Regions from separate parts of the Homo sapiens genome. Here region 2 is linked to region 1. Evidence: chromatin loops called from intact Hi-C (ENCODE). Cell type or tissue: PC-9. All regions are shown on one strand. Each heading gives the region's core, and the rest is flanking DNA. Links, peaks and the distances in the headings are about the cores only.

Evidence for each region. A loop is a pair of places that touch in the nucleus more often than their neighbours do. Peaks named below come from ENCODE experiments on the same cell type or tissue, not always from the same donor. Only the 100,000 strongest peaks of a DNase experiment are listed, where the experiment ranks them.
Region 2: a loop joins it to region 1, with 14 times the contacts of the local background. A loop is called at or near these places in 75 of 110 quality-filtered maps.

The regions. Positions count from the first base shown.
Region 1 is chr6:108,518,383-108,533,971 of GRCh38, reverse strand. AFG1L (AFG1 like ATPase) reads right to left here. Exons shown (of 13, transcript NM_145315.5): 12 at 14,162-14,275; 13 at 7,971-11,675. The coding sequence ends at 11,547. Among named protein-coding and RNA genes, the nearest start is that of FOXO3, 35 kb to the left of the region's middle. In PC-9, for the core only: CTCF peaks have their summits at 6,911 and 7,110 (motif pointing right); no DNase peak of the experiment used is centred there.
Region 2 is chr6:107,969,942-107,985,530 of GRCh38, reverse strand. No RefSeq gene overlaps it. Among named protein-coding and RNA genes, the nearest start is that of SEC63, 20 kb to the right of the region's middle. In PC-9, for the core only: a CTCF peak has its summit at 8,119 (motif pointing left); no DNase peak of the experiment used is centred there.

The DNA.
Region 1 (15,589 bases), core at 5,006-9,005:
CTCTCTCCCTTTCTTTCATTGATAAAGAGTCTCGCTCTGTCACCCAGGCTGGAGTGCAGTGGTGCCATCTCAGCTCACTGCAACTTCCACCTCCCAGGCTCAAGCAATTCTCCTGCCTCAGCCTCCAGAGTAGCTGGGATTACAGGCGTGCACCAGCACACCCGGCTAATTTTTGTATTTTTTGTAGAGACAGGGTTTGACCGTGAAGCCCAGGCTGGACTCTTGAGCTCAGGTGATCCACCCGCCTTGGCCTCCCCAAGTGCTGGGATTACAGGCATGAGCCACTGCACCTGGCCCCTTCTCTTCCTTATTCCCCACATGTAACTATGGGCTACAAAGTGGTGATGGTAAGGTGGGAGTTTAGCTCATCCATACATCAGCTGTCTATTTTGCCCCAGACTTAAAGTTGCTTTGTCATGGCTTGAGCATTATTTTTGTGCTGTTAAATCTAATTATGTCAGTACCACAAAAGCATAAGCAATTATTTTTAATTCTACAAACTATGTTGCTCTAATCAATAGAAATCAACTGATACTTCTTTAGCAATTGAATTTAATATTCTGCCTTTTCAAAGTTTGGTTAAAATGTGATAGGTTATTAGTGCAAAATGAGGGACACATTTTGATGATAGCAGCAGTTTTTACACTGTGCACCCTGAATTTGGGGTTCTAAAGGGGAATTGTTATGTCTTGAAGGACCAAATTATGTCTAATTTCTCTCTGAACATTCAGAAGAATAACATTCATTATAGCTCCCTCTTCTGAATTGCCAGAGCACTTTGTAATTTCTCGTTGTATGGATGACACTCGGCCCTGCACTGGTGCTCTCTCAACTCTTTTCATCTCCTGGAGACTAGGGATGGGTTTTGTTATTCTGCATCTCTCCTCCCCAGCACAGTGTTTGTCCCTCAGTCCTTTCTATGCCTTTTACTACATTTCCTGGCTGACTTGAGTGCCCTGGTCTTCCCAGGATACCTGGGCAAGGCTCTTCCTTGACACCACATTATGTCTGTCTGTTGTCCCTAAAAGATTACAAGTCTGTCATGGTGAGGGAGTTTGTCTCATTATTCTCAGTGTGCCCGGCTCCTGGCACAGAGTAGACAGCAAGTAAATGATGAATGAATGAATGAATGAATGGTGAATATCTGTACACCTTTTTTTTTTTTTTTTTTTTTGGCCAGAGTCTCACTCTATCACCCAGACTGCAGTGCAGTGACATGATCTCGGCTCACTGCAGCCTCCACCTCCTGGGTTCAAGCAATTCTAGTGCCTCAGCCTCCCAAGTAGCTGAGATCACAGACGTGCGCCACCATGCCCAGCTAATTTTTGTATTTTGAGTAGAGACAGGGTTTTGCCATGTCAGCGAGGCTGGTCTTGAACTCCTGGCCTCAAGTGATCCGCCCGCCTCGGCCTCCCAAAGTGCTGGGATTACAGGCGTGAGTCATCGTGCCCAGCCCTGTACACTATTTTTAATAGCTTGATAATTCACATACCATAAAATCCAACCATGGAAGGCACACAGTTCAGCAATTTTTAGTCTAGTCACAGAGTTGTGCGATCACCACTACAATCTAATTTCAGATGTTTTCATTACCCCTAAAAGAAATCTTGTACCCATTAGCAATTATTCCTCATTCCTGCCCTCACCCCCAGGCCCTACTCTTTATCGCTATAGATTTGCCTACTTGACATATCATACACATGGAGCCATACATATGTGTGCCCTTCATGATTGGCTTCTTTCACTGAGAATAATGTTTTCAAGGTCCATCCTTGTAGCAGCACGTATCAGGACTTCATTTTCGTTGCTGGATACTACTACTTTGTATGTAATGCCACATCATGTTTATCCATTCATCAGGTAGTGGACATTTGGGTTTTCACTTTGGGGCTAATATAATAATCTTTTGCAAACATTCATGTACAAGTTCTTGTGCGGATATATATTTTTATTTCTCTTAGGTATCTAGGAGTAGAATTGCTAGATGCTTAATATTTTGAGGAGCTGCCAAACTGTTTTCCAAAGCTATACCATTTTACATTTTCATCAGCAGCATATGAGTTCCAATTTCTTCACATCCTTGCCAGCCTTTTTTATTCTCCATCTCTTTGATTCTAACCATCCTAGTAGTGTGAAGTGGTGTCTCACAGTGATTTTGATTTGCATTTCCCTAATGAGTCATGATACTGAGCATCTTTTCGTGTGTGTATGGGCCATCTGTATACACCGTTTGATCAAACTATAAATCATCAGAGCTTCACAGAAATAAAGGTCTTAGATGAGGCCCAAAGAGTAACATTAAGTGACTTACCCAAAGTTATGTGCATGAGATTATATATGGTTAGTAGCAGTACAGGATCTCAGATACACTCCTGACTCCTAATGGTGCTCTGTTCTTCCCACCTGCCCCTTCTCTCAGGATGCCTCTGGATCCCCACCTGCTGGAGGAATGAAAGGCTGGATTCCTTATGGGTCAGGTTAAGCATGTGCCTTGGCACTGCTTGATTTTATGCCCTGCCTATTCTTCTTTGGTTAGATTGATTTCAACTCTGAAAATGGTTTTCTATGGATGCAGACTTCATATGTGAACAAATGGTTTTTATAACTTGCATCTGCTTAGAGTTTTAAACAACTGACGGCTCAAGTCCAAGCCCTAAAGAATTGGAAGCAGCTTTCTTGGCCACTTGAGTATCAAAGTCGGGTTTAAAGTCATCGGATACATTTAAACCTGTCTACCTAATATTTTCACTGTGACCCAAAAACACAAAACCCAAGTAAGACAGTATTTAAAGTTAAGGGATGCAGGGGGGTTCTTCTTGGGGCAGTTATAGCATATGTGTGAATGTTGAGGTTTGGGGCAATAGAGAGATGTGTTGCTATTGCTAAGCCCTCCAGAGACAAGCCACATGGGTCTGGAGATGAAGCCAAGGAGAGCAGCCATTCTTAGTGTCAATTCCCAAGGAAGGGTCAGGTCCTCAGACAAGAAACAGACCCTGAAGGGGCTGGCCTGCGGGCCGTCTGGTGTATAGCCAAGACAAGCTGGATTATGCTGCCATAACAAATAACGCCAAAGGTCTCCATGGTTTATTAGAATGTAATTTATTTTTATTTTTTCCCTTATTTCTCCAAGAAAAAAACAGAATGTAATTTTATTTCTTGCTCACACAGCATTTGCCATGGGTAGTTTGGCATTTTCATGTGGTGGCTCAGCCTTCCAGGCAATTTTATCTTGGGTGTCTCTGTCTCAACATGGTATTTCCAGGTTTTCCATGCAAAAGAAAAGAGATCTAAAAGTTCTCAAGCCAGCTAGTAAGAGCTTCACCTTGGAAATGACACATGTCACATCACTTCCACTCACTGCCAACTAACTGCTCAGAAATAATCACATGGCCTTGCCTAACTGCCAAGGGGGCAGAAAGTGTGACCCCACCTGTGTGCTTGGAAAGAGAGAACTGGTTATGGGCAAGTTCTAGCAATGACTGTCATGGAGAAGAGGCTTCTTTTTGGACTCTGCCCTTTCCAGGAAGCACTCAGAGGTATATGTATGTCTGTGAGTATCGTCTTGTGGAGGGGATAGAAGAGGTATCTGGAATCTGGAAGGAGAGCTAGAACAAAGTGGAGATTCATGCTGAAGATGATCACATTAAATTTTATTAGCCATATCATCTAGATTCCAAGTATTTTCTGAATTTATTATCTGTTTCCCCAAAATATATATATATTTTTGAGAGTTTCATTCTGTTGCCCAGGCTGGAGTGCAAAGGCACAGTCTCGGCTCACTACAACCTCCGCCTCCTGGATTTAAGTGATTCTCCTGCCTCAGCCTCCCAAGAAGATGGAATTACAGGCACAAACCACCATGTCTGGCTAATTTTCATATTTTTTGTGGATATGGGGTTTCACCGTGTTTGCCAGGCAGGTCTTGAACCCCTGGCCTCAAGCAATCCACCTGCCTCAGCCTCCCAAAGTGCTGGGATTACAAGTATGAGACACTGTGCCCGGCCTGTATCCTCCAAATATTAATGAAGTCTTTCTCTTAGCTGATAGTTGGAAAACTGAACAGGTGTGGCTCACGCTAGCCTGGTAGACAATGGAGAAGGTGATCTTAGGTGCAAGCGGGAGCCACATGTTCCAGATGAGGTTAGCCAGTTTTAGAGATTCAAGCTTTAATTTTGATTTAAATTGCTGACTTTTCCTTAAGGAGCAATGTAACCAATCTATAGATTCTCCTATTAAAATAATAACTCTTTTTCTTTTTCTTTTTTCTTTCTTTTCACTCCTGGCTTCAAGTGATCCCCCAACCTTGGCCTCCCAAAGTGTTGGGATTATAGGCGTGAGCCATCGTGCCTGGCCAAAATAATGACTTTTTTTTTTTAAAGCTGTAAACTTCATTATGTCCCACATAGCATCTAGCAGAGTGCCTTGTCATAAGAAGCACTTGACAGTGTTTATTCAATAAATTAAAGAGTGAATCAGAGAAATGAGAACTATCTACTGCATTCCCAAAGGCCAGCTTGTCCTAGGACTCTCTGGAGTCTTATCCCCAGCCCCCAGGTGGATAATGAGAACTGGGAGACTCCAGAACTGATCCAGTCACTGTAGACGAAACCGTAGAAACATGCAGGACAGGCTGAAAGTCCTGGGATCACCTTTGCTCAAACTGCTCCTGTCTTCAGATTGTTGGATTTGCCATTCATTCCAATAACTAACCATTCTCCAAGTCCTGTCCTGCACTGATACTTATCTTGAACCCTTTCTCCATCATGTAACATGATTCTAATGTCTATCCCTTCTTTTCTGTTCCCAACATCACTGGCTCTTGTCGACTGCCAAGGGGCCAGTGGCAGAGTATTAGAGTACTGCAGCTGTGTGAGTGCCTGAGACAGTATCACTGCAAAAGGTGTAGCACTGCCAGAAAATATTTCAGTGTGGAGGATTGGGTTGGGTAACTATTTGAGACACACTGAGTTTACGCAACATTCAAAAGGAGAGATCCAGTAGGCAATTGGAAGTACAGAACAGGAGACTGGTGGAGTCAGGGATGGGAAGACACACTTGAGAATAACTGGCATCGGCTGGTATTTGTTGCTATGGACATCAAGAAAAGAGTGTGAAAAAGACGTTATGTGTGAAAGTACTTTGTATAATATTGGGTGTTGTTTTTTATAATCGCCATTTTTATGTGGATCCAAGAAAGAACTTAGATGGTGAGAAAAGGAAAAGGAACCAGAAGCTTTCAGAGAAGGAGGAGCTGAGACACAGGAGGAGAAGCTAAAGAAGAGAGTTGCAAGGTTGGGGCTGGGCTGGCAAAGTGCTTAGGGCTCAGAGCAGTAGGCAGCAACAAGGATGACATGAGGCAGTGGCTAGGGGGTCTCAATGGGTAGACTGGCTACCATCTTCTCCTGTATTCAAATTCCCATCCAGCTTGGCCCCACCCTTCCCATGCTTAGCACCCCCTCTCCACTCCAGTTGCCAATACCAGCTCTTACCAGTGGGCTCCAGTGGGCACATGGGAATCCTTCATCCCATTAGCAATAAACTCAGCCTTGTCCAAGGGTGGTCCAGGGACCCTTGAGGGACCTGTGACTCTTAGTGAGTCCATGAGGTCAAAGTCATTTTCCATAAAACCACTAAGACATTATTTACCTTTCTCACTCATTCTCCCACATGCACACAGTTGATTTTTTCAGGAGCTACATGATGTGTGATATTCCAACAGAATCTGTCTGTATTTTACTAAACCAGACATTGGCAAAAATTTAAAACAATGCCACTTTTCTCACTAACTTGTTTTTTGTTTTGGAAATGCTGTTACTTTTCATAATGCTATTTAGGTAATATTTCATGTGCTTATTGTTATTTTTAAATGAATTAAATATCTAACAATTTCTGTTTGATTTCTAATACTGGTGATTATATATCCCACCCACATAAAAGCTCTTTGGGGTCTGCAAGCATTTTGAAAGTGGAAAGTGGGGCCAAACGTGGTGCTCATGCTTATAATTCCAGCACTTTGGGAGGCCAAGGTGGGAGGATCACTTGAGCCCAGGAGTTCGAGACCAGCCCTGCCAACATAGCCAGAGCCCATCTGTGTTTTAAAAAAAATTTTAAAAATTAGCTCAGCATGGTGGTGCATATCTGTAGTCCCAGCTACTTAGGAGGCTGAGGTGGAAGGATCACTTGAGCCTGGGAGGTCAAGGCTGCAGCGAGCCATGATTGTGCCTGGGTGACAAAGTAGGACACTCTCTCAATTATTGTGAAGATTAAATATTTCAAAGTTTGCCAACCACTGATTCCAGTTCTTTGCCATCACATATGGGGTTGTGCAAAACAACACCCTTGTGCATACCCCTACACCCACATCTTTCCTGTTCTAGCCTCAAGACCCACGATGACTTTAAAATGGGGGCTACTATTATTACTACTACCAGAAGGGCTGCAGAGCACAGGGTCGGGATCCAGAAGACATATGCTTACTCGATATGCTTGTGAAACCACTTACCCTCCGAGTGCCCCAGTTTCCTCATGGGTAGTAGGATAATTGCATCTCCCTTGCAGAATTTGCTGTGGACGACGGATATGGTAGGAGCAAACGATCCTTCCGCCTTGGCCTCCTAAAGTGCTTTCTAAACTAGGAAGTGCTGCGTGGTTAACTATTTTGACGTTGTTAGTGTGGGTGGAGAAGAAAGGCAGAGGAGCCTTGGTCCCCAGGGAGGAGAGGGGTGGGCTCTGGGAGGTGACTTTGTGTGTGCCAGTGTGCTGATGACCTGGGCTCCAGGAATCATAGCAACAGCCTCTGCTCCCTGGAAAGTGCCGTGGTCTCTGCATCAGGCGCCCAGAGTCAGGACCCAGCTGCAGGCAGGGCTCTCTGTGCGTACCGGCTGTGTAGTCACAGGCAAGAGCTCCACGGCCTGCCTGATTGGCGGTGATCAACCCTGCTGCACCTTAGAATCTTACAAGGAACATTAACAAGTGCTGATGCTGGGGCCCCACATCTGACCCACCATACCTGACCCTGGATGTGGACCTAGGCCTAGGAATGTGTAGCCTTGAGAACCACTGGCCTTTTTTTTTTCTCCTGTCAGTTCATCCTACTGACCACAAGATGGTGCCCTCTTTCTGGGAAATCTTTGATGTTCACCAAACAAGCAACAATTCATTTTCTGTATTAATCCTGAAAACATGGATTTGAATTTAACAATCTTCTCCAGCATCTCATTAAGCCAGACCCGTGTGCTCTTGGTGTCTAGCCATTTAATGCGTATCTTTTCCCTTCTGTTAGAAACCAGTGGGTTGGAATGTGTCTTCTGTTTTGCATTCCTCAAAAGGCTATAACACAAAGCAGAAAGTAGGATTTATGATCATAATCATTAGTATCAATAACAACTGATGTTCGTTTAATCCTTTGCCATTTGCAAAGCGCTTTTCACCAACAATCCTCATAGTAACTCTATGAAATGGGCATTATGATTCCCATTTATAAGATGACACAACTGAGGCTCAGAGCACTATCTTGGTCGAGGTCACAAAACAATAATTAGCAGAACTGAATTTTCCAATGCCAGATCTCAAGCCCTTTCCACTGCATCATTAGAGACCAGCAATCAACCACCGGGAACCCAGAAAGTACAGCCCTGAGACAGGAAAATTCTCGGGACGACATCCAGAAAGCCCCCTAGGCAAGCAGGTAAGACAGACTGATGGCTCCATGCAGCACAGACGAAAGGTCAGTGGACAGGCATGTTTGACTGGACCGAATGACCAGCTAGGGCAACAGATGTGAGGGTCCTAGTGAGCTGCTGGACTGAGTCAGTAGACACTCGACAAGAGGGCAGATTTTAACATTTGTAATTTTCTGTTCCAGAAAAATGAACTGCTATATGCCAATAGGGAACATTCATCTTAATTCTGACTGTAAAAGAAGTTATAAACTCATTTCCAAAGAAAATCCTTTCCTACCAGCAAGTGACTTCTTTTGAGATTAGTAAATCTAATAAAGGTAACTTACAGACTTGCTGCAAGACAGATTCCCGTAACTGATCAAGAACCCAAATGTCAGGGACCCAGGCGCCCAATCCTTCTGCATGTTTTTAATCTCAGATAAAGCAGCCGTCAAGTGTAGGTTCAAGTTACTTGGACCAGCAATACTGTTTTCAGGACAGAGGCAATGAAATGGAAAATTTAATACGTTAGCACTTTGCTAATTTTATTGACTTCGGTTATATCTTAGCAATTCATTAATCTGTTTTAGCTGTTTTCTGTGTCTCAGCTTCCCTGTCTATAAAATGATTATAATGGCACCTATCTCATAAGACTGTTATATGGATCAAAAGAGTTTATTTATAAAGCACATAGAACCATGCCCAGGACACAGAAAACATCATGTGTTTCTTAAATAAATAAATGGATATAAGCACATCCACTTATTTTACAAGTGAAATTTTAATTTTTTTCAATATTCCAACTAATTTTAAAATTATGTCATTTGCACACTTATAAGTACAGGAAATATACTTTAAGAAGATAAAAGTATTGCCTTATTATTAAAATTTGAAGTCCCACTGAAAATGCATAAATTTGATTAAAATAATACTACAGTCTTTTTGGCCTCAGAAATAGGTTAAAAATTACTTAAGTCCATCCTGTTTTTCATCTCAGGATTAGTGATATCAGCAAATAAGCTCATACACTGCCTAAAGAAATATGAGAAGTGATAAGATTTTTCTTTTTCTTCTCTAAAGAAAGTTTTCCTTTTTCTCCGCTTGACCTCTGTTAAGTCTGGGAACTAGTCATCAGTTTGGAGAGCACCCTTGGCACATGATGTTTTCTCCTGACTCTAAAGACATCCCCCCGGTCTGTGTTTTGAATTGAGCAGGAGCTTTCCACAGCAGTACTCAGCTCAAACCTCCGTCTCAAAGTATACATTTAAAGCATTTCAAAAAAAGAGCATTTGCTGAGAGACTTCTATGGAGAAAGACTGGAATGCTGAGAATGTAATAGGGGCAGGGCTCAGAAGAAAGACATATAAAGTGAAATGTTGCTCTCCAATCTAGGGGTTGTTTTTCATGTTGGCATTACTTTTCTTTTAGTAGAGCTACCATACTGTTTCCTAGTGATGGCTATTCTTGAAGACTTGGGTTTTTTTCTTGCATGCTATTTTATGAAACCAGCTTTGGAGATTTCCAGCCACCATGGAACTCCCTCCCCTCCAGAGATCCAGCCAAAGCCTTCTAGCCCCACTTTCTGCATAAACCCTTCTCCCAGCTCAAAGAGCCTCTTCCACTGCAGCCAATCCCAGCAGGCCCCTGGAACTGGGGAAGGAGATTGCGGATTGGGGGCACAGAAGTGGGCACATGCTCCAGTTACTTAGGTGGAGACTGAGCTACAGTTTTTTTCTCAGGGTTTAAGTTCTTTCGTACCAAAATGACATTATAGGGAAGCTACACTGAGAATTACATAGGCTTCTATGCGTTTGACCAGCACCCCAACTAACATTACGTGATTGTTTCGATGGAAAAATGAAACTTTATTCCCAATATCTGACCTCAGATGAACTTTTATAACATAACTTGACAGGGGGACTCTTCTACATACACTCACACTCAGGGACAGGTCTGTCTATCGGTCATACTGTCCATCTATCTGTCTGTCCATTCACATGATTTTTTTAAAAATTAAGATACAGAATAATTACCAAAGGAATGTGAAAAGTAAAAAGCTAAGATCTAAAGAATAAAGTTAAACATTTTATATTCACTGAGTTCAAATCAATGGTTCTGTTGTGAATTTATCTTCAACTTCATTCACTGAGTTAAATGAATCAATTTTTAAAACAATCTCTTTTTTTTAAATAGTAAGAGTAAGAGACAGTGTGTTATAAAATATAGTATATGAGTTTTGTAGTTGTAAACTGTGAATCTCAGGTCAAGCTACTTAACTTTCCCAAGACTCAGTTTTCTTATTTTTAAACAGGGGTTATAATATTCACTTTCTAAGACTATTTTTTTTAACTGAGCTAATGTAAATATATAGCATTCAATCCAGCACAAAGTGGTTATTTCCCATCCTTTCTCCCTATTACGTAACCTCTTTGAAATTACTGTGTTTCACTTCAATAAAAATATCTTTAAACCACATTTTATTTACAGAAGGCTTGATTTAAACTCTTCTCTCGGCTTGGGTACTCATCCATCTACCTGCTTGCCTTAATTAGGTTAATATCTAAAAGAGACTATGTGATGGATTATTGACTAAGAAATTAAATAGGGCCATGCTGTGCCACACTACCCCTGCCAGGAGATGGCTAGAGTGGCCAAGATATAAAAAATAAAAATAATAATAAATAGAAAATAAATAGGTTCAAAGAGCTTACTTATGTTGACCATTGTATTCATTGGACTGACTCACCTATGCCTTACCTTCCCCCAAATGCTTAATTTTCACAAGATTTTGTGGATTTTATATTTTTTCTGTTTTTCACACTCATCCACAGCCGAAGATCCACTTTGTGACAATAGTTAGTAAAGCCAGGTTTTACTCAAAGAAGCAAAAGATGAGCTCAGTGAAGGACAAATCAGATTTCCTGTGAAGCAGGCTTGTCAGGCTTTCTTTCCTATTTCCTATTAGGTCCATCTCACGGCAGAGTTGGCGGCAAGGGCGGGGGCAGCATGCTGCAAGGAGAGCAAGTGTCTACAACAGTGAGAAGGAGCCTGCTGTCCACTGGGGTACGGCTGGCCTCATGTGAGCGGGAGTCTCCTCTGCTGTTGGAGTGCCTACGACTCTGACACCCACCCCCCCGCCCACACTCTCTCACTGGTCCCCATTCCTGGCTGCAGAGTTTGTAGCTCTGCCTGCAGATCTGCCTGTTGGCTGGAATTTGACACTTGCTCCTTATTTGATCCCATCATAATTTTCTATTTTTTTTTAGAAAACTTTGTGACCACTTGAGATCAAGTCCTGCCTACTAAACTTGATCTCAGGGTTAAAAACATATTCTTCCATTATGTAGAAATCTGAAGGCCTGGGAGATTTACTGTAATTCATAACCAAAAAAAAAAACCACATATAAGCCCATATTCTAAAATATTATCCCTTTTAGTTTATATCAGATTGGAAAACTGTCTTTGTTTTGAATTGAAACATAGGGCATTCTTCCCCCATTATAAAAGATGTATTTCTAACATGCCACCACCATGCAGCCAAAGCTTGAAGGTATCCAGACGTCTTGCATTTACTTGTGCATTCAAGGTTCATTCAGGTGGTTTAATGTGAAGCTAAAATGTCTGGTCCTACATTCATCTTCAGGAATGAGATGATTTTAATTTCATGGTGCAGAAATAAGGCCAAATAAGAAAAAGCAGACCTAAAAAATGTTAAGTGTTTAACTTACTAATCCACTAGATCCTTGAGAGCAATTTTAGATTAAAATGGTCCAGAGGACAAAGTGCATAATTAATGATGAGAAAATGATTCCTTCAAGTCCCACAATAAGGAGTTCTGCCTGCGTTAACCATTTGTCTAGAGTTTTATTTATGCAAAAGTGGCAGTTACTTCTTGGTTCTGTCTCCTTCATTCCAGTACTGTTCAGTCTGCATTTCCGTGAGTCGGGAAATTGTGCGCTGAAATGCAAAGATTTCCTCTTCTCCGGTAAACATGGAGAGTCCTTCTGCTGAATCCTGGTTATAAAACAAAGAAATTAAAATAAAGCTATCACAAATGAAAATTTACAGAACCTAAGTATAGGTTTAAAAAAACTTTTTAGGCTTACCGGTTTAGATTATGCCTTTTTTTATAACTTTTTTTTTCCATATACAATCTCTTAAATGAGACTAGAGAGTCAACCAATTTAAACTGATAGGCAGTAAACACATCAAATTATCAGAGAGAAAACTTAAAAGGGAAAACTTTCTCCAAAAGTGTACACCAGAAATAAGTAATGGCAAAAAAAAAACCAGTAGTTCTGAGAAGCTAGAAAGAGGCTGGTGTAGGCCTCCAGACAGGGTCCCAGTGCCTAAGGGGGAGGCCCTAAGGACAAACCTCTGGAGAGCGTTTTCCAATCCAACCAATGACTAAAGGAGAGCAAATGCAAATGAGCAGTGGGTCTGGGTTCTGGAGAATGTGCCTGGGATCTAAAAGCCAGGGCTGAAAGGCAGGGCTGTTTTTAGTCTTCAGCTGCTGGGACAACTGATCCCACCATCTAGGACCAAATTGGGAAACTCTGTCTCTGTGAGGCTGGTAACCCCAGACTGGTGATACCAACACAGACTCATGGCCACTAAGTGGGCTTGGAATTTTTCTCTTTCCTTAGGGGTTTGCTAGTATGCTTTTTCAGAGAAAAATTCTAGATTCCTAAGTCCATCTTCTCCACTGATCCATTGTGAACCTTCATGACCCTGAGATCACATTCCCTGATTTCTTCATGCATGATTGGCTCTGTCTGCTGAGCTTATTTTTTCTTGATCCTAGGGGAATTTGAGATAGGGTCTCACTCTGTCACCCAGGCTGGAGTGCAGTGGTGCCATCTTGCCTCACTGCAACCTCTGCCTTTTGGGTTCAAGTGATCTTCCTGCCTCAGCCTCCCCAGTAGCTAGGATTACAGGTGTGTGCCACCACACCCAGCTAATTTTTTTTATTTTATTTTTTATTTTTTGTAGAAATGGGTGTTTCACCATGTTGCCCAGGCTGGTCTTGAACTCCTGAGCTCAAAGCAGTCTGCCCACCTCGGCCTCCCAAAGTGCTAGGATTGTAGGAATGACCCATTGCACCAGCCTAGGGGAAAAAAGTTTTAAGAGCCAATGATGTAAACTTTACCAACCTTTTGGCACCAGGGGCCAGTTTCGTGGAAGACAATTTTTCCATGGACCAGGGGCAGGGGGATGGTTTCAGGATGAAACTGTTCTAGGTTAGAGCTGAATGTTTATGTACATCCAAAATTCATATGCTGAAATCCTAACCCATAAGGTGATGGTATTGGAGGCGGAGCTTTTGGGAGATGATTAGGTCTTGTGGGTGGAGCCCTCATGAATGGGATTAATGCCTTTATAAAACATGCCCCAGAGAGATCCCTCACCCCTTCCACCATGTGAGGTTTATACAGAAAAGACAGAGGCTTAGGAACTAGGAAGTGGGCCTTCATCAGATGCCAAATCTGGCACCCTGATCTTGGACTTCCCAGCCTCCAGAACTGTTAGAAATAAATTTCTGTTGTCTGTAAGCTACCCAGTTCATGGTGTTTTGTTATAGCAGACTAAGACATACACATAGGTTTAAGTCATCATATTGGAAAGTTCACTTTTTAAATTGGCCTCGTTCTCCCAAACTCCTGAAAATGCCTCATTTCTATTCAGGTTGATAAGGAATTGTTTCCTTGTTCCAGAGGTCTTTCACCTGTGGGGCTGGAAGAATTGGGCTCCCCTCATGGGGTGAGTGTTGATAGTTGTAAACTTTTGACTAATATTTCAGTTGTCGATAGTTGAGAAACACATCTCATAACGTTCTTATAGAAGAAGAAAACGCAAAGTCACTTCTAGTTGGCCTGGGGTGAATCACCAGACTCCAAGCTCCAGGAGAACTGGACTAGCATCTGTTTGTTCCCTACAGAGTGTCCTCAGAGCCTGGCACCCACAGGTACTCCATAAATGTTTGCAGAATGGAGGTTGAGAGATTAGTTAGGGATTTCTTTTCAAGCCTGGGGCCTTGCTAGGCACTCCATGGTCCTGGACTAGCCAGCCTACATGCTTGGATACTGTATCATGCACTCTACAAATCCAGCAATCATTTAGAAAGATACCCAGAAAGGGCAGCATGGTATAGCAGAGCAAGCCCAGAACCGGGCACAGGTGGTTTGGCATCCAGCTCTGGCCTGCCATTATTCAGCAGTGTGACTGTGGGCACCTTAGTCCACCTCCGTGGGCTTCATTTTTATCACATGCAAAATGGAGCACTGAACTACATGACCACTAAGGTTCCTTCCACTGTAAGTTTATAATTTTCTATATTCAGTGATATTGAGAATGATAAATTTGCTACATGGGCTTATAGAAGAAGCGCCAATCAATGGTTAACTATACACTGCATTTCTTCTTCAAAATGTAGCCATGCATCAAACCAAAAACAATTAAGCTGTTTTATAATAAAAAGAGATTATGTTAATATCGCCTACCTGGCTCAGCCCCAAATCATCCATCAGTATTCTGCTTTGCTCCAACTCACTGTCATGATGTTGATGCAAAAATAAGCTTGATATAGGAGTCGACGCAGAGCAAATTATACGCACCTGAAATAGAAGAAAATGGGTAAATGTGTTACTCTTTACATTTCACAAGTTGAAGGTAAGAAAAATCTCACAAAATAAAAGTCTGTTTTTCACATACAGGAGCTTGGATCTTTGCTTTTAAGACGTCCATTTTTTTTCCCTAATTGTTTATCTCTTTAAAGCAGTGTTTTAAAACTGCATAGTACTTTTCAGAATATTTCCACACAACTCATACCACCCTGTGAAGTAGGGCACAAAGGTTTATTGGGAGACTTCAGGGCTGGAGAGGACTCAGCTCAAGATGTCAGCCCAGATCTTCAGTTCTTAGTCCAATGCTTTTGCCATTACTGCTCTGGTTTGAATGTTTTTGTCCCATCCAAAATTCATGCTGAAACTTACTCCACAATGCAACAGGATTAAGAGGTGTGGCCTCTAGGATATGATTGAGTCATGAGGCTCTGCCTTCATGCATGGGATTCGGTGCCTTTATACAGGATTTGATGGAGGGAGTTCACCACTTTTTGCCTTCCATTCCTTCCACCATGCGAGAACAACATTTGTGCCCTCTGGTGGCAACAAAGCAGATAGTAGCCCTCACCAAACACCCAAACCTGCTGGCTCCTTGATCTCAGACCTCACAGAACTGGAAGAAATAAATTCCTATTATTTATAAATTACCCAGACCATGGTATTTTGTTATAGCACCACATACTGACTAAGATGATTACACTGTGATGTTGACATTTATACCTGGCTGTTTGGAGCTGGTCTGTGCACCTAAGACGCTCCCCAGGGACACTGTAAAGAGGTTAGTTACGCTTTTGCTGCACAGCAGACTGCTAAGTTCAGTGCATTGCTATTCTAATTAGGCCAGTGAGTGTCCAGAACCTACATTTATTATCTTAGCATCCTGCTAGGACATTCTTCAAAAAGACTAAGATTTACATTAATATCTCTTGATTACATAAGTATTTGAATGAGTGTTCATATGTGATCATATATTGGAAACAGCTTTTATATTTTTTATATCCACTAGTTTAAATACAAAACATATTCTTTTTTTTATTATTATACTTTAAGTTTTAGGGTACATGTGCACAACGTGCAGGTTTGTTACATATGTATACATGTGCCATGTTAGTGTGCTGCACCCATTAACTCATCATTTAACATTAGGTATATCTCCTAATGCTATCCCTCCCCCCTCCCCCCACCCCACAACAAGCCCCGGTGTGTGAAGTTCCCCTTCATGTGTCCATGTGTTCTCATTGTTCAATTTCCACCTATGAGTGAGAACATGCGGTGTTTGGTTTTTTGTCCTTGCCATAGTTTGCT
Region 2 (15,589 bases), core at 6,090-10,089, 550 kb after region 1:
AACATGGCAAAACTCCATCTCTGCTGAAAATATAAAAATTAGCTGGGTTTGGTGGCATGCACCTGTAGTCCCAGCTACTCAGGAGGCTGAGGCAGGAGAATTGCTTGAACCCGAGAGACGGAGGTTGCAGTGAGCCGAGATTGTGCCACTGCACTCCAGCCTGGGTGACAGAGTGAAACCCTGTCTCAAAAAAAAAAAAAAAAAAAAAAAAAAGAACATGAAGCTTCAAAAGGCAGGTCTCTTGAAACCTTCTCCCCCAAAAGTACCTGCTGCTATAGTTCCAGCAAAAAAGATGACTTCTTGCAGGCAAGAAGGCTCCAGCCCAGAAGGTTCCTGCCCAGAAAGCCACAGGCTAGAGGCAGTGCCTCCTCTGAAAGCTCAGAAGTTTCAAAAGCAACGTGCCCAGAAAGCATGTTGTCCAAAAGCATCTGGCAAGAAAGCGTTAAGAGGCTATTATAAAAGTAGTAAAGGTTCTTTTTGACATGTTGGAAAAAGAGAGAGAGAGAGACTGAGACTGCAAAATCTGGCATCCAACAAAATAAAATTCACAATGTCTGGCAACCAATACAAATTAGCAGGCATGCAAAGAAGCAGAAAAATAGAACTAACACCCAGGAGAAACACTAACCAATAGAAACAGATCCATAAGTGACAGAGATAATGGATTAAGTAGACAAGGAACTTAAAATAGCTATTATAAATTTTAAAAATATTTTCAAGTATGGAAAGGAAAACATGAGCATGATAAGAAAGGAAAGGAAAGATCATGTTTTTTGTTTTTGTTTTTAAGACAGTTCTCACTCTGTTGCCCAGGCTGAAGTGCAGTGTGTAATCATGGCTCACTGAAGCCTCAACCTCCCAGACTCAACCCATCCTCCCATCTCAGCCGCCCGAGTTCTGGGACTATACAGGTGTATGCCACCACGCCCGGCTAATTTTTTTGTTTTCTTGTAGAGACAAGGTCTCCTTATGTTGCCCAGTCTAATCTCTAACTCCTGGGCTCAAGTGATCCTCCTGCCTCAGCTTCCCAAAGTGCTGGCATTACAGGCATGAGCATGCCTAGCCTAATATATATATACACATATATACAAGTATACATATATACGTGTGTGTATATATATATATATAGTTGTTATTGTTTTAAATACTAGAGACTTGGATTTTAATACTGATACTTCCACAGGCTGGCTGTGTGACCCTAAACAATACCTCTTCCCTCCCTGGGCTGATGACATCTGTTCTTATACTCTTGCCTTCCTTCTCTTCTCTCAATCTTTTTCTCATCCCCTAAGTTCTATATCCTAAATATCTCTTGAATCCATCACATGTATCTATCTCAGTTTCCCAATCACCTCTCCCCTAAACTATGACAACATGTCTCCCAGGTAGATTCCCATCCTAACCTCCGGCAATACATTTCCTCCACAACATAGCTGGAGGGATTTTGTTAAAATGAAACATGAATCGTTCATCTTTTATGGCCCTTCACGGCCCTTAGGATAAAGTCCACAACCCATATTGCAAAATAAAGGCCTTTCTCGGTCTGCTCCCCCTTTGCTTGCCCCCTTGAGCCTCTCCTGGAGTCATTCTTCCCTTCCCTTGTGGCTACCCCTGCCTTTTTATCTTGAGGCTCCCTGCCTGTAACATTTCCCCAATGACTTCTTACTCAGTTGAGATCTGATTCTTTTTTTTTTTTTTTTTTTTTTTTTTTTTTTGAGATGGAGTCTCACTCTATTGCCCAGGCTGGAGTGCAGTGGCACAATCTCGGCTCACTGCAACCTCCACCTCCTGGGTTCAAGCAATTCTCCTGCCTCAGCCTCCCGAGTAGCTGGGATTACAGGCGCCCGCCACCATGCCCAGCTAATTTTGTATTTTTAGTAGAGATGGGGTTTCACCACGTTGGCCAAGCTGATCTCGAACTCCTGATCTCTAATGATCTACCCACCTCAGCCTCCCAAAGTGCTGGGATTACAGGCATGAGCCACCGAGCCCAGCCTGATTCTGTTTTTTTTTTTGTTGTTTTTTGTTTTTTGTTTTTTGAGACAGTCTCACTCTGTTGCCCAGGCTGGAGTGCAGTGATGCAATCTTAGCTCACTGCAACTTCCACCTCCCGGGTTCAAGTGATTCTCCTGCGTCAGCCTACCAAGTAGCTGGGACTATAGGTGCGTGCCACTATGCCCAGCTAATTTTTGTATTTTTAGTAGAGGTGGGGTTTCACTATGTTGGTCCGGCTGGTCTCAAACTCCTGACCTCAAATGATCTATCCACCTCGACCTCCCCAAGTGCTGGGATTACAGGAGTGAGCCACTACCCTCGCTCCTGATTCTTTTTTAAGTGCCCAGTTTAAACACCACTTTCTCAAGGAAGACTTCCCTGACCCCCGTGTCCCTCCCCATGACTCAGTGAGGTGCTGCTCCTGCTATGTGCTCCCACATTTCTCTGATTTAATGGTCACAGAACTTCAATCCTACAATATTAACAAAGCTTAATTGTCTCCCCTGATCTTAGCCTCTGTGCCCCACGATATCCAGTGTCCAACCCAGTGCCCGGTTCTAAGAATGAATGAATGTTTATCCCACATAACATATTCGAGCTCTGCTCCTTCTACCCCATCCCCAGAATCCTGTTCTAGGCCACGTCCCCTCACACCTGGTTTGTGAAACAGCCTCAGATCAGCACCCCCAGCCTGAGGATCTCCTTCATCTAATCCACTCTGCTCACAGCAGCCAGAACAGCAAGAACCGTTGTCCTCAAGCATCATTTTGATCATATCACTCCCCTTCTTAGCAGCCTGCAATAGCTCCAATTGCCTCTTGAATTAAATTAAAACTCCTAATCACAGGCTTCAAGGGTCTCTACCAATTAGCTACCTCCCTTCCCCCACACCTAACTGCTGTCATCTTTTCACAGGCCCTCAAGCATGGCTTCCCTGCTGCCCTGCAAATCTGCTCCTAAGCCTGCCCCAATGGCACTCTCTCCTACCTTTTCAGCTTTCTCCCCTCTTTCTTTCTTTCTCCTAAATGATATCCCTTCCCCCACCTTAAAAATATCGCTCAATAATCATTTCCTTCATGAATACCTCCTAAGTCAACTCCATGTGGTTTTGTCCTGTCTATCACAACCTGTTATTAATCAAGCGCGTAGAGTATTTCTGCTTATTCATGTGCTGTGAGTGTCCTGTGCCCTGTGGCCGCTGCTAACTTACTGTTTGTACCATCTGCCCTCTTAGGGTCCAACAACTTCAAGGACAAGAATGATGTATTTTCATCACTTGTGACTTCCGGTGAGAGACCTGAAAATAGGAATTTCCAAACAAATCTGTTTTCCCTCAGGTTTCCTAGACCAGATTTCGGGTCGGTCTGACCAGGTGCAGCCCCATCCTAGCAGCAGATTGCTTGTTCTCAGCATTCCCATCATGGAGAATCTTAGTGTGGTGGTGAGGAAGAGGGACAATAACACTCCTGAGTGCTCACCTATGCCAGACACTGTGCGAGGAGCTTTACATGCGGCATTTCACTGATACCTCCCAGCAATCTGATGAATTAGAAATTATCATTCCTGATTTTAAATCGCATTAGGAGTCCAGGAGAATTTGTATCATCTGTCCTTGTCATTCAACAGGTTTTTCTGGCTCTAAAAAACATGCTTCTCTTCCTACATCAGGGAAGACATGCTTCTTTCTTTCTTTTTTTTTTTTTTTTTTAGTAGAGATGAGGTTTCACTATGTTGTCCAGGCTGGTCTCAACTCGTGAGCTCAAGCAATCCTCCTGCCTCTGCCTCCCAAAGTGCTGGGATTATAGTCGTGAACCACTGCACCCAGCCAGGGAGGACGTGTTTCTGAACAAGTGGTCCTTCTGGCAGAATGTCCCAAATATAAACCAAAATCGTGACAGGTGTTTTGACAACGGTGCATAGGCCACTTTAAGTCAGTGGTCACTATGCCTGTGCCACAAGCTTTGCTGCCTGTTTGCTTGTCTAGTCCTTGTGAGATAAGACTCTTTTATAAGTGATTACTTTTAAAATTTTAGTTGAAGATTCCCTTAAGCATTTGATGAAAGCCATTGAATCTCTCCCCCCAAAAGTACATAAACACACGAAATTTATGAACAATACCAGGGTGCTTGCAGAAACAACACTTCTTCCTTAACTTCTATCTATCTATCTATCAACTTCTCTGGATCTGTGTCTGGAGCCCCTGGTTTACAGCTCCTGGTTTATATGTTCTCCTTACACCTTTTCGATGTTACAGAATCCAGAACATATCACAAGCAAACTTTTGAGGACTCTATCAATATTAGCTATGTTTTAAAAGATGGGCTGCATCAGTCTTGAGTTATTTAAAGATGCAAAGATTAGCTTAAAAATGGAAACCTCGCCAGGTGAGTGGCTCACATCTGTAATTCCAGCACTTTGGGAGGCTGAAGTGGGAGGAGAGCCTGAGCCCAGGAGTTTAAAACCAGCCTGGGCAACATAGTGAGACCCCATCTCTACAAAAATAAAAAAAATTAGCTGGGGGTGATGGCATGAGCCTGTAGTACCAGCTACTCGGGAGGCTGAGGCAGGAGAATCACTTGAACCCGCGAGGTGGAGGTTGCAGTGAGCCGAGATTGTGCCACTGCACTCCAGCCTGGGCGACAGAGGAGACACCGTCTCAAAAAAATAAATAAAATAAAATAAAAGACCTAAGAGAAAACCTAGAGTCTGAAAAGACATTAGAGAAAGGGCTTCTTGAGAAAATAAATTTAATGATTCTTTCTTCTGGTTGTGCCCTTATTAATCTTTGGTCCCTGCTGTTGGTTTTAATCCCAACACCTTTATCCAGATTGGCCTTCATCCTGATTGCAGATAACACTATTATCCTGTTTCAGCTTAACTTTTGGAAGCACAGCAGCAGAGGCTGCTCTATTTATAAGATGAAGCTCCTTTTCAAACAACAGTCACTTCATTTTCCTGGAAAACTCTTCCCTTTGTAGTTAAGAAGAAAGAAAAAAAGAAAAAACAGGGAGGCTGTTTGAGGCTGAAGAGTGACCTCTCTCGGTGGAGAGGTGGAAGAGGTTCCTTATCAGGCCAGTTTCAACTGGGACAGGAAAGAGACCAAGCATCCATAGGTCCAGAGTGTCTGTGAACCCTCTTAAGTTGTAGGTAAAATTTGGGGATGTGAAATGTGCATTTATCTAGAAAATGGTCTAGAGCTTTCATCAGGTTCTCAAAGAATTCTTTGTTCTTTAAGGTCCACAGGGTTGGGCCTGTGCTTTCTCAAAGTGTTTGAGGTCAGAAGAGTGCCTGCAGCACAATCACTGGAGAGCTTGTTAAAAACTCAGATTCCTGGCCAGGCACGGTGGCTCATGCCTGTAATCCCAGCACTTTGGGAGGCCGACACGAGCAGATAGCTTGAGGTCAGGAGTTTGAGACAAGCCCAGCCAACAAACAGTGAAGCCCTGTCTCTACTAAAAATATAAAAATTGGGCATAGTGCTGCATGCCTATAATCCCCGCTACTCAGGAGGCTGAGGCAGGAGAATCGCTTAAACCCGGAAGACGGAGGTTGCAGTGAGCCAGGATTGCCCCACTGCACTCCAGCCTGGGAAACAAAGTGAGACTCTTGTCTCAAAAAAATAAATAAATAAAAATAAACAAATAAACAAAAACACACCTCAGATTCCTAGGCCCCACACCAGATTTTCTGAATTAGTATCTCTAGGGATATGGTCTGGGACTCTAAATTTTTAACAGTTTCCCAGGTGATTTGGTTAAATTTCTGCATTAACTAGGAAGTTCCAAGTGTTTAACACCATTTGTTAGAATAAGATCAACAATTAATTATAGTGCAGGGAAGTGCTTACATTTACCCAAATAGGCCTGGTTCCAATCTCAGCTCATGTAACCTTGGCAAACTATGAATCTCACTGCTCCTTAATTGCCTAATCTATATATATGGGCTAAATAATTTGTCTGTCTTAAGATAATATTGCCTAATACATAGCAGAAGTCCAAAAATATTATTTATTGTTCATAACTTCTCTTAAATACTGGACATTCCCCACACTCTCCAGGTACAATGTTTGTTTGTTTTTTAAAGTGTTTTATGAGGCTTTTTTCTGGTAAAGGTATCGTCAAACAAAACAAAATGAAACAAGACAGGTTAATCATCTTCTACAATGAAGTACCAGCCATATTTCAAGGGGTTTTGTTATGCCATCAAATATATTTGAGCTGTAAACTATAAACTGAAATTCTCTTTGTTTCAACCTAACAGAAAAATTAGCAGTATTAGCATTCTGTAGGCTTGACCACACTGCAACTCTCCCTGGAAACTCAGAGCAATTTTAGCAAATGGAAAGCATAGATACCAGTATTCGTCAACAAGGACAAAGTCTTCTATTACCCTATTGAGAGTGTTTGATTTAATTGAACACCTACTCTCTAACACGTCTTCAGAAGCAAAGTGCAAAAAAAGAGAAAAGGGCCAGGGGCGGCGGCTCATACCTGTAATCCCAGCACTTTGGGAGGCCGAGGCAGGCGGATCACGAGGTCAGGAGATCGAGACCATCCTGGCTAACACGGTGAAACCCCATCTCTACTAAAAATACAAAAAATTAGCCGGGCGCGGTGGCGGGCGCCTGTAGTCCCAGCTACTCGGGAGGCTGAGGCAGGAGAATGGCGTGAACCTGGGAGGTAGAGGTTGCAGTGAGCGAAGATAGCGCCACTGCAGTCCGGCCTGGGCGAAAGAGCGAGACTCCGTCTCAAAAAAAAAAAAAAAAAAATATTAGCCTGGCGTGGTGGCACATGCCTGTAATCCCAGCTACTTGGGAGGTTGAGGCAGGAGAATTGCTTGAACCCAGGAGGCGGAGGTTGTGGTGAGCCAAGATCGTGCCATTGCACTCCAGCCTGGGCAACAAAAGCGAAACTCTGTCTCAAAAAAAAAAAAAAGAAAAGAAATTCCTATTTTTGTAAAACCAGTTGTAAAATTCGTTTTTCTTAAAGTTGTAAAATTGCTGTGAACTCCCTTTCCCCATCCCCATGTACATGTACTGGAATGTTATCAGCAAATTCCTTCCCTCTGATAATTTTGCAGCTCTATTCTGCCAGAACTATAAGTTTTCTACCATTGGAAAAGCATTTACACAAATGTTCATTTTTTTACATACCAAAGAAAATGTACCTTGGCTCAAGATGTAAGCAGGAAATCAAAAGGAAATATAATACCTAAATAAAAACAAATTCTACTAATTCATTTTTACATAGAATAACTAAAGTTTCCATTTGTCTTTGTTTTTGTTGTTTTAATTTTTTAAAATTACAGATGGGGTCTTGCTTCGTTGTTCAGGCTGTTCTTGAACTTCTGGGCTCCAGGAATCCTCCCACCTTGGCTTCCCAAAGTGCTAGAATTACAGGTGTGAGCCACCACACCAGGCCTAAGTTTCCGCTAGATTACCTAAAGGATCTTATAATTTGTTTCGGTGACTTTTTTGAGGTTAGACATTAATTCTAGTCACTGGTAGAAGATGTGTTTGGGGCATGAGAAACTGGCTCTGAGAAGAGCCGATATTCAAGAGGTAGAATACAGTGGTCTGCTTACCTTAAATTTATCATCTTATGATTCCTAAAAAAAAAAAAAAAAAAAAAAATGGAGGCCAGGTGTGGTGGCTCACGCCTATAATCCCAGCACTTTGGGAGGCCGAGGCGGGGAGATCACCTGAGGTCAGGAGTTCAAGGCCAGCCTGGCAAACATGGGAAACCCCATCTCTACTAAAAATACAAAAAACGAAAAAACAAAAGACCTAACTGGGTGTGATGGTGGGTGGCGCCTGTAATCCCAGCTACTTGGGAGGTGGAGGTTGCAGTGAGCTGAGATTGAGCCACTGCACTTCAGCCTGGGCCACAGAGTGAGATTCCTCACCCCTGCAAAAAAAAAAAAAAAAAAAAATTGTTGTTGTTATAGAGATGAGGTCTTGCTATATTGCCCAGGCTGGTCTCAAACTCCTGGCTTCAAGCAATCCTCCTGCTTTAGCCTCCCAAAGTGCTGGGATTACTTTGGTGTGAGCCACCGTGCCCAGCTCATCTTATGATTCTTAAATCTATTTACCAAAATCTTCCTAAATAGGATAAACTCAGATTTTTGTATTCCTTGATTGCCATCTGCTGGTGGTCCTCCATACTAGAAAATAAAAATTCCTGGGAAGACAGCAACAACCTGGTAATTGCTTGATTTAAGTAGTTCTTGAAAACTTGGAGAGAATATTTCTTTAAACATTTTTTTCTGTTTATTTTGAGACCAGGTTATGAGACTGGCTAATTTTTATATTTTTGGTACAGATGGGGTTTTGCCATGTTGCCCAGGCTGATCTCAAACCCCTGGGCTCAAGCAATCCACCTACCTCGGCCTCCCAAAGTGCTGGGATTACAGCCATGAGCCACTGCACCGGCCAGAGAGAATATTTCTAATGCCCTCGATGATACAAGACAGTCGAAGGCAAAGTGAGGAAGGGACATTAGGTAATAATAACAATAGCAATTATGATAACTAACTTCATTCAATCAATAAATATTTATTGAGTATCTACTATCCTGAATAGAGAGGTAAACAAGACAGACAAAATCTCTGTCTTCATGGAGATTTTAAGCAAATATGATATAAAGTAGTTACTTTATATCATAAAGTGTTACTCAGAAAAATAAACCAGGGCAAGGAACTGGAAAGTGATGGCAGAAGGAGGGCACTGTTTTAGATGAAGAGGCCTGAAAGGCCTTTAGGAGGTGACATTTGCATTTTTTAACATTGAGTATTAACATAAATATTCAACAAAGTGGATTTTGTTGAATATTTCTTTCTTCCTTTTTTTTTTGAGACATGGTCTCACTCTGTCATTCATGCTGGAGTATAGTAGTGCAGTCACTGCTCACTGTGGCCTTGACCTCCTGGGCTCAAGCGATCCCTCCCATCTCAGCCTCCTGAGTAGCTGGGACTATAGGCATGCGTCACCATGCTTGGCTAATTTTTAAAATCTTTTTGTAGAAACAAGGTCTCACTCTATTGCCCAGACTGGTCTCAAACTCCTGGGCTCAAGCAGTCCTCCCACTTCAGCCTCCGAAAGTACTGGGATTGCAGGTGTGAGCCACTGTGCCCGGTCTGAATATTTATTTATGCAGGCCCTGAGTCCACAGCTGCCTATGCAGCATATTATGTAATCCTCTCAACAACCTATGAGGCAGATGCTACTACTAGCCTCATCTTACTGATTAGCAATTTGAAGGAGAGAAAGATGGAGCTGGTATTCAAACAGAGGCACTGTCCTTTTATAACACTATAACTTTTCAAAGCTCTTTCATGCAAATGCAATAATATATGCAGAAATGTTTTGTGGATGATAAAGTACTATGCAAATGTAAGTAATTATCACTATTTTAATGTAATCTGATTTGACCTTCATAGTATCCCTGTAAAGGGGATAAAGTGTGTAATATTATATCATTTTGTAGATGATAAAACAAACACACTCAATTGTAAAGTGCAAAGTGATGTGACTTGTCCAAGGTCACAAAGTTAGTTAATGGCATATTCAGAATTAGAGCTTATGTTTTTAAGGAGCATTATTTTAAAGTTTTGTACTTTTATACTTTTATCTCTTGAGATGATAAATTATACTAAGTATTTTTCTTGCCAAGCTTATTTATAACCACATTAATCATAGGAATTAAAAACAGTTTAGGGGCCAGGCACGGTGGCTCATGCCTGTAATCCCAGCACTTTGGGAGGCCAAGGCAGGAGGATCGTCTGAGATCAGGAGTTTGAGACCAATCTGGCCAATGTGGCGAAACTCTGTCTCTACTAAAAATACAAAAGAAAATTAGCCAGGCATGGTGGCACACACCTGTAGTCCCAGCTACTGAGGAGGCTGAGGCAGAAGAATCGCTTGAACCCAGGAGACAGAGGTTGCAGTGAGCGGAGACCACCCCACTGCACTCCAGCCTGGACGACAGAGCAAGTCTCTGTGAAAACAACAGCAGCAGCAACAACAACAACAACAAAACAAAAAAAACAGTTTAGGGTTCATAAATAAATCTTCAAAATATCCCTCTTTCTGTATCTTCAATTCCACGCACTCCACAGGCTCCTTCCTTCTCCTTCCATCTTCTCCCCATTCCATAACTCTCACTGACACTGACGCCCCTCACATACACACTCCAGGAATTAGGGAGGTGCTGTCCAGGTTTCCCATTCCTCTTAATGTAAGGAAGAGGCATTTCTTTTTCTGACAGAATGAGACTGGATCATTAGCTGTCAAGATAGTCACGGTGCAGTTACTAGGTAAATATGGATTTCCTAAGGTGACCAGACAGGGTTTGAAAATCACTCTTGGCCAGGTGTTGTGGGTCATGCCTGTAATCCCAGCATTTTGGGAGGCTGAGACAGGAGGATTGCTTGTGCCCAGGAGTTTGAAACCAGCCTGGGCAACATAGTGAGACCCCATGTCTACAAAAAAGAAAAAGATTGGCCAGACATGGTGGCACCTGCCTGTGGTTCCAACTACTTGGGAGGTTGAGGTAGGAGGATCACTTGAGCCTAGGAGGTGGAGGCGACAGTGAGCCACGATCACACCACTGCACTCCAGCCTGGGCAACAGAGTGAGACCTTGTCTTGAAGAGAAAAAAAGGAAAAGAAAAAGAAAGAGAAAAGAAAATTACTCCTTAAGGTGATTAAATGTGCTTGACTTTGGATGCTCTAGATCGGCGGAAACTAGCAACATCCCCAAATGTAAGACCCGGTAGTAACAAATGGTATCATTGATTCTTCTCTCCATCCATGTGACCAGAGCTTGGTCCCTCACAGGCCATTGAGGGCCAACATCAAAGGCTGTGAGACTGTAAGAGTTCGGAAAACCCCGTGGTGGGGATTTGGTTTGTGATTGGTGACTGGGAGCAAAGTGGCTGGGTAGGGGTCTGAGGATATTTACTTTAAACCGCACCCACCCCAACTCCCATCCCCAGTGAAGCTTGGTTCTGGACTTCTTTCCTAAATCTTTGAGTAAATTACTACTTAAACCTTCCATAGGGATTGGAGATAAGATTGTATCTAAGAATAAGATGGCCCCTTGGCAATCAGCTTGGGAACCTCTTGGCAGACCAGGAGGGCCCCAAGCCCCAGAGTGGGGCAGGGGGATGATTTCTGTGATGTTCCACCCAGGAGAGCAGCTAGAAGCATCCTGTAAGAGATGGAAAACAGATGGGCTGAGAGTGTGTTCTAGAAACATGGCAAGACCACACATATTTTAAAAGAAAATAAACCAGGCTGGGCACAGTGCCTCATGCCCATAATCCCAGCACTTTGGGAGGCTGAGGTGGGCAAATAGCTTGAGCCCAGGAGTTTGAGACAAGACTGGGAAGCATGGCGAAACCCCATCACTACAGAAAATAACAACAACAACAACAAAATTAGTCGTGCCTGGTGGTGTGGGCCTGTGGTCCCAGCTACTTGGGAGGCTGAGGAGGGAGAATCACCTGAGCCCAGGAAGTTGAGGCTTCAGTGGGCTGTGATCACACCACTGCACTCCAGCCTGGACCACAGAACGAGACCCTGTCTCAAAAACAAAGCAAAACGAAACACCCCTAGCAATCAGTTCTTCCTCAGTATCCTCCTCCCATGCCACTTTCTCCAGCTGTCATTCCTGTTCCTTCCCTTCCGCTGAGCACCTTCGTTCCTCCCTGTCTTTCCTTCCCCTTCTTACCTGACAAACTGGTTTCTCTACTCTTGATAAAGTCATCCATTGGTGGCATGTGTGTTCCAAAAATCTACTAGACCAGCATTTCCCAAGTGTGTTTTTGCAAAACACTAAACCCTTGTTGACTAGGCATGTTGGCTGACCCCTGTAATCCCAGCACTTTGGGAGGTCAAGGTGGGAGGATCCCTTGAGCTCAGGAGTTCAAGACCAACCTGGGCAACATAGTGAGACCCTGACTCTACCAAAGGGGAAAAAAAAATAAAGAAAAAAATAATAATTAAAAAAAAACTCTTGTTTTGCTTATTCTGTTAAAAAAAAAAAAAAAAAGGGAGGCAGTGGTCAAATAATTTGGTAAACCTCACATCCTGTACTGCATCTTAAAGATTCACATGCCTGTTAATATATAAAGGATTTTTGGGTGTACTTCAATCCCTTCTCTTTCTCTTATTCTCTCTCTGCCTGATTCCAATTTAGGACCCTTCATCTGATACCTGCAGGTGAGGGATGGGTCACAGCAGCTGTAACACCATATAAATGACAGCCCCACAGTTCTCTTGCTCACTTATTTCTTAGGTTCATCTATTGGAGATGGGACCCTATGGGAACTGAATAGCTCAGCTTCAAAATGCATTTCAAAACTTTTTCCCCCCTTTTTCTCTTTTCTCTCCAGTCTCAAGATGTAACCTTGAAGCCTACTGCAGAAACCCTTTTTTCCTCCTTAGTATTAGGACGTAGCCTTGAAATGTACTTTATTTGAAACACCGCGTCTCTCCCTTTCTTACCATACACTCCCTTACACCATGCACATTTATCTAATTGTACTTGGATCTAATTATGTGCTTACTTAGAAGTTCCAGGGTCTAATCTTGACATAAACCAGACATGGAGGCCCAGCTGCAAAATGCCAGAGATTACCTCAAGGCTGTTAGTCTACAACCCGGCCATCGTTCAGATGACATCAGATCACCCTGACAGTCACCAGGGAAACAAGAGACACAGACCTTGAACTCAGCACCACTCCTGCATACTTCCCATTCCAAGTTCCCCTTTTTAAGTCCCTCTCCCTAGCCTAAAGTTGGGAATGGTCTTTTAAAGGCATGAGCCTGGCTATTCCCCAACTTCTAGCATTTGAATAAAGTTGCTTTCCTTTCACCACACCTCGCTTCTTGTGCTTTTGACCTCTGAGCGGCGAGCAGCAGGACTTGAGCTGGTTACACTGCATCTGAAGCACCCTGGGCTGCCCTCATCACTACTGTTGTAACTCATGTTCTGCAGGAACTGAGAGCCTGAGCAAATGAACCTGAAATTCAGTTTTTTCTTCCTTTTTGGTCCTCCTTACCCCCTTCTATTATATGAATGATATAGTCATAGAATTTGCCTATAAAATCCAGAAAACTTAGTTCCAGCCTATCAAAGTCACCCAGTTATGGGATTAAGATGATAATGATGGAGCAACTTTGTAAAGGGCTTTGAAGATCAGACTGAGACTCAGATATTCCTGGAGAGTGGAGGCTGGTAACCCCCTTTACCTTGTAGCTATTTGCATTCACTGATTTGCAACAGAATTAAGGAGCCCTCTGAATAAAATACTTGAACACTGTCCACGATTAGGATTAAGACATATACAGACATATCTGATTGACTAGGGGCCCCAAGTGGAAGCTAGATGTTTGGAGAATGAAATGGTCAGTATGAGGAATCTGGTGCAGGGAATAGAATAGTGAGTGGACACAAAGCTGAACATGCAGCTGGGAGAGGCGGCTCACGCCTGTAATCCCAACACTTTGGGAGGCCAAGGTAGGAGGATCACTTGAGGTCAGGAGTTTGAGAGCAGCCTGGCTAACGTGGTGAAACCCCATCTCTACTAAAAATACAAAAATTAGGCCGGGCGTGGTGGCTCATGCCTGTAATCCCAGCACTTTGGGAGGCCGAGGCGGGCAGATCACGAGGTCAGGAGATCGAGACCATCCTGGCTAACATGGTGAAACCCCATCTCTACTAAAAATTCAAAAAATTAGCTGGGTGTGGTGGCGGGCACCTGTAGTCCCAGCTGCTGGGGAGGCTGAGGCAGGAGAATGGCGTGAACCCGGGAGGCGGAGCTTGCAGTGAGCCGAGATCGCGCCACTGCGCTCCAGCCTGGGCGACAGAGTGAGTCTCCATCTCAGAAAAAAAAAAAAAATTAGACAAGTGGCTCACCCCTGTAATCCCAGCACTTTGGGAGGTCAAGGTGGGAGGATCCCTTGAGCCCAGGAGTTCAACAAGCTGGGTGCCTGTAATCCCAGCTACTCAGGAGGCTGAGACACGAGAATCGTTTGAGCCTGGGAGGCAGAGATTGCAGTGAGCCGAGGTCGTGCCACTGCACTCCAGACTGGGCAACAGAGTGAGACTCAAAAACATAAATAAATAAAAATTAAATTAAATAAATAAATAAAATAAATAATATAAAAAAATCTCAAAAAAAAATAAATAGAAATTTTAAAAAAATGAACATGTTTGTCCTGGAGTCAGAATGACTTTATTCAAAACCCACCTCTACTGCTTACTATATGCGTGACCCTGGGCCTATTTCTTGGTCTTTCTAAACCTTCTTTCTCTCATGTGGAAAATCGATGCAGTTATAGTTCCTACTTCATAGGGATAGTTGAGGATAGCTGATATAAGTCCTCAGCAAATGTTCATGTTATCAGCAACAAGACTTTACCATCAGAGAGTGGTTAGTGAGCCGCTCTGGATAGAATGGATGTCTACACAGGAACGTCCACTCCATTTGTGTACTCTGGGGAGAAAATGCCTGTGTGTGTGAGGTGAAGGTTCTGAGACCTGTTGATGCTCAAGATTCCTTTCTGTGGACGTCTCTCCTGACATCACTACTTCCACCCCAGTTTCAGAGAATATACGCTACTGCCGTCACCAAATTCTAGACAAATAACGTAGGTAATACTCAGGTACGTTCATTTTGCAAGAGCAATGACATGGATTTCAACTATTAAGATGCAAAGGCTCCAGTATTCAGGCATTGGCAACCTTGGTGGTGATGGCAAGGGTAATGCCTCTCTGGGTTCTGTTGTGGTCTGAGCCTGCAGAGAGCAATGAGAAAGTCCAATACGGGAACGCAAGAGAGCTCCCCAGGTTATTTGCACAACTTCTGCATAAAGTTGGATTTTCTGCAGCCTGCCAAGCAGGGTTAGAAAGCTACCTAGGGTCAGGCACAGTGACCCACTCCTGTAATCCCAGCACTTTGGGAGACCGAGGTGGGCAGGTTGCTTAAGCCCAAGAGTTCGAGATAAGCCTGGACAACATGGTGAAACTCCAACTCCACAAAAAATTAGCCAGGCGTAGTGGCATGTGGCTGTGGTCCCAGCTACCTGGGAGGCTGAAACAGGAAGATCGCCTGAGGCCAGCAGGTCAAGGCTGCAGTGAGCCATGATCGTGCTACTGCACTCTAGCCTGGCCAGAGAGTGAGACCCTGTCTGGAAGGAAGGAAGGAAGGAAGGATAGAAGGAAAGAAGGAAGGAAGGATAGAAGGAAGGAAAGAAAGAAGGAAGGGAGGAAAGCAAGCCATCAAGATTGAATGAATGAACATACAATTGGTGAAGCCCTAGACACCTGGGCTTCATTTATATATTTATATCATGGTAGCAATCATTTATTGAGGACATACTGTTACCAAGCCTGGGCTGGGCACCTTTCATGTTAACCCATTTGCAAAGGTACAAAACTAGTAGGAAAGTTATTCCCATTTTACAGATAAATTAAGTCATCTGCTTAAGTCACATAGGCAGTAAGCAGTAGAGCCAGGTTTTGAATTTAATCTGATTTGGAAGCCCAGGCTCTTCTCTGCTACTCTGCTTTTCTTTATCTACCCTTCTA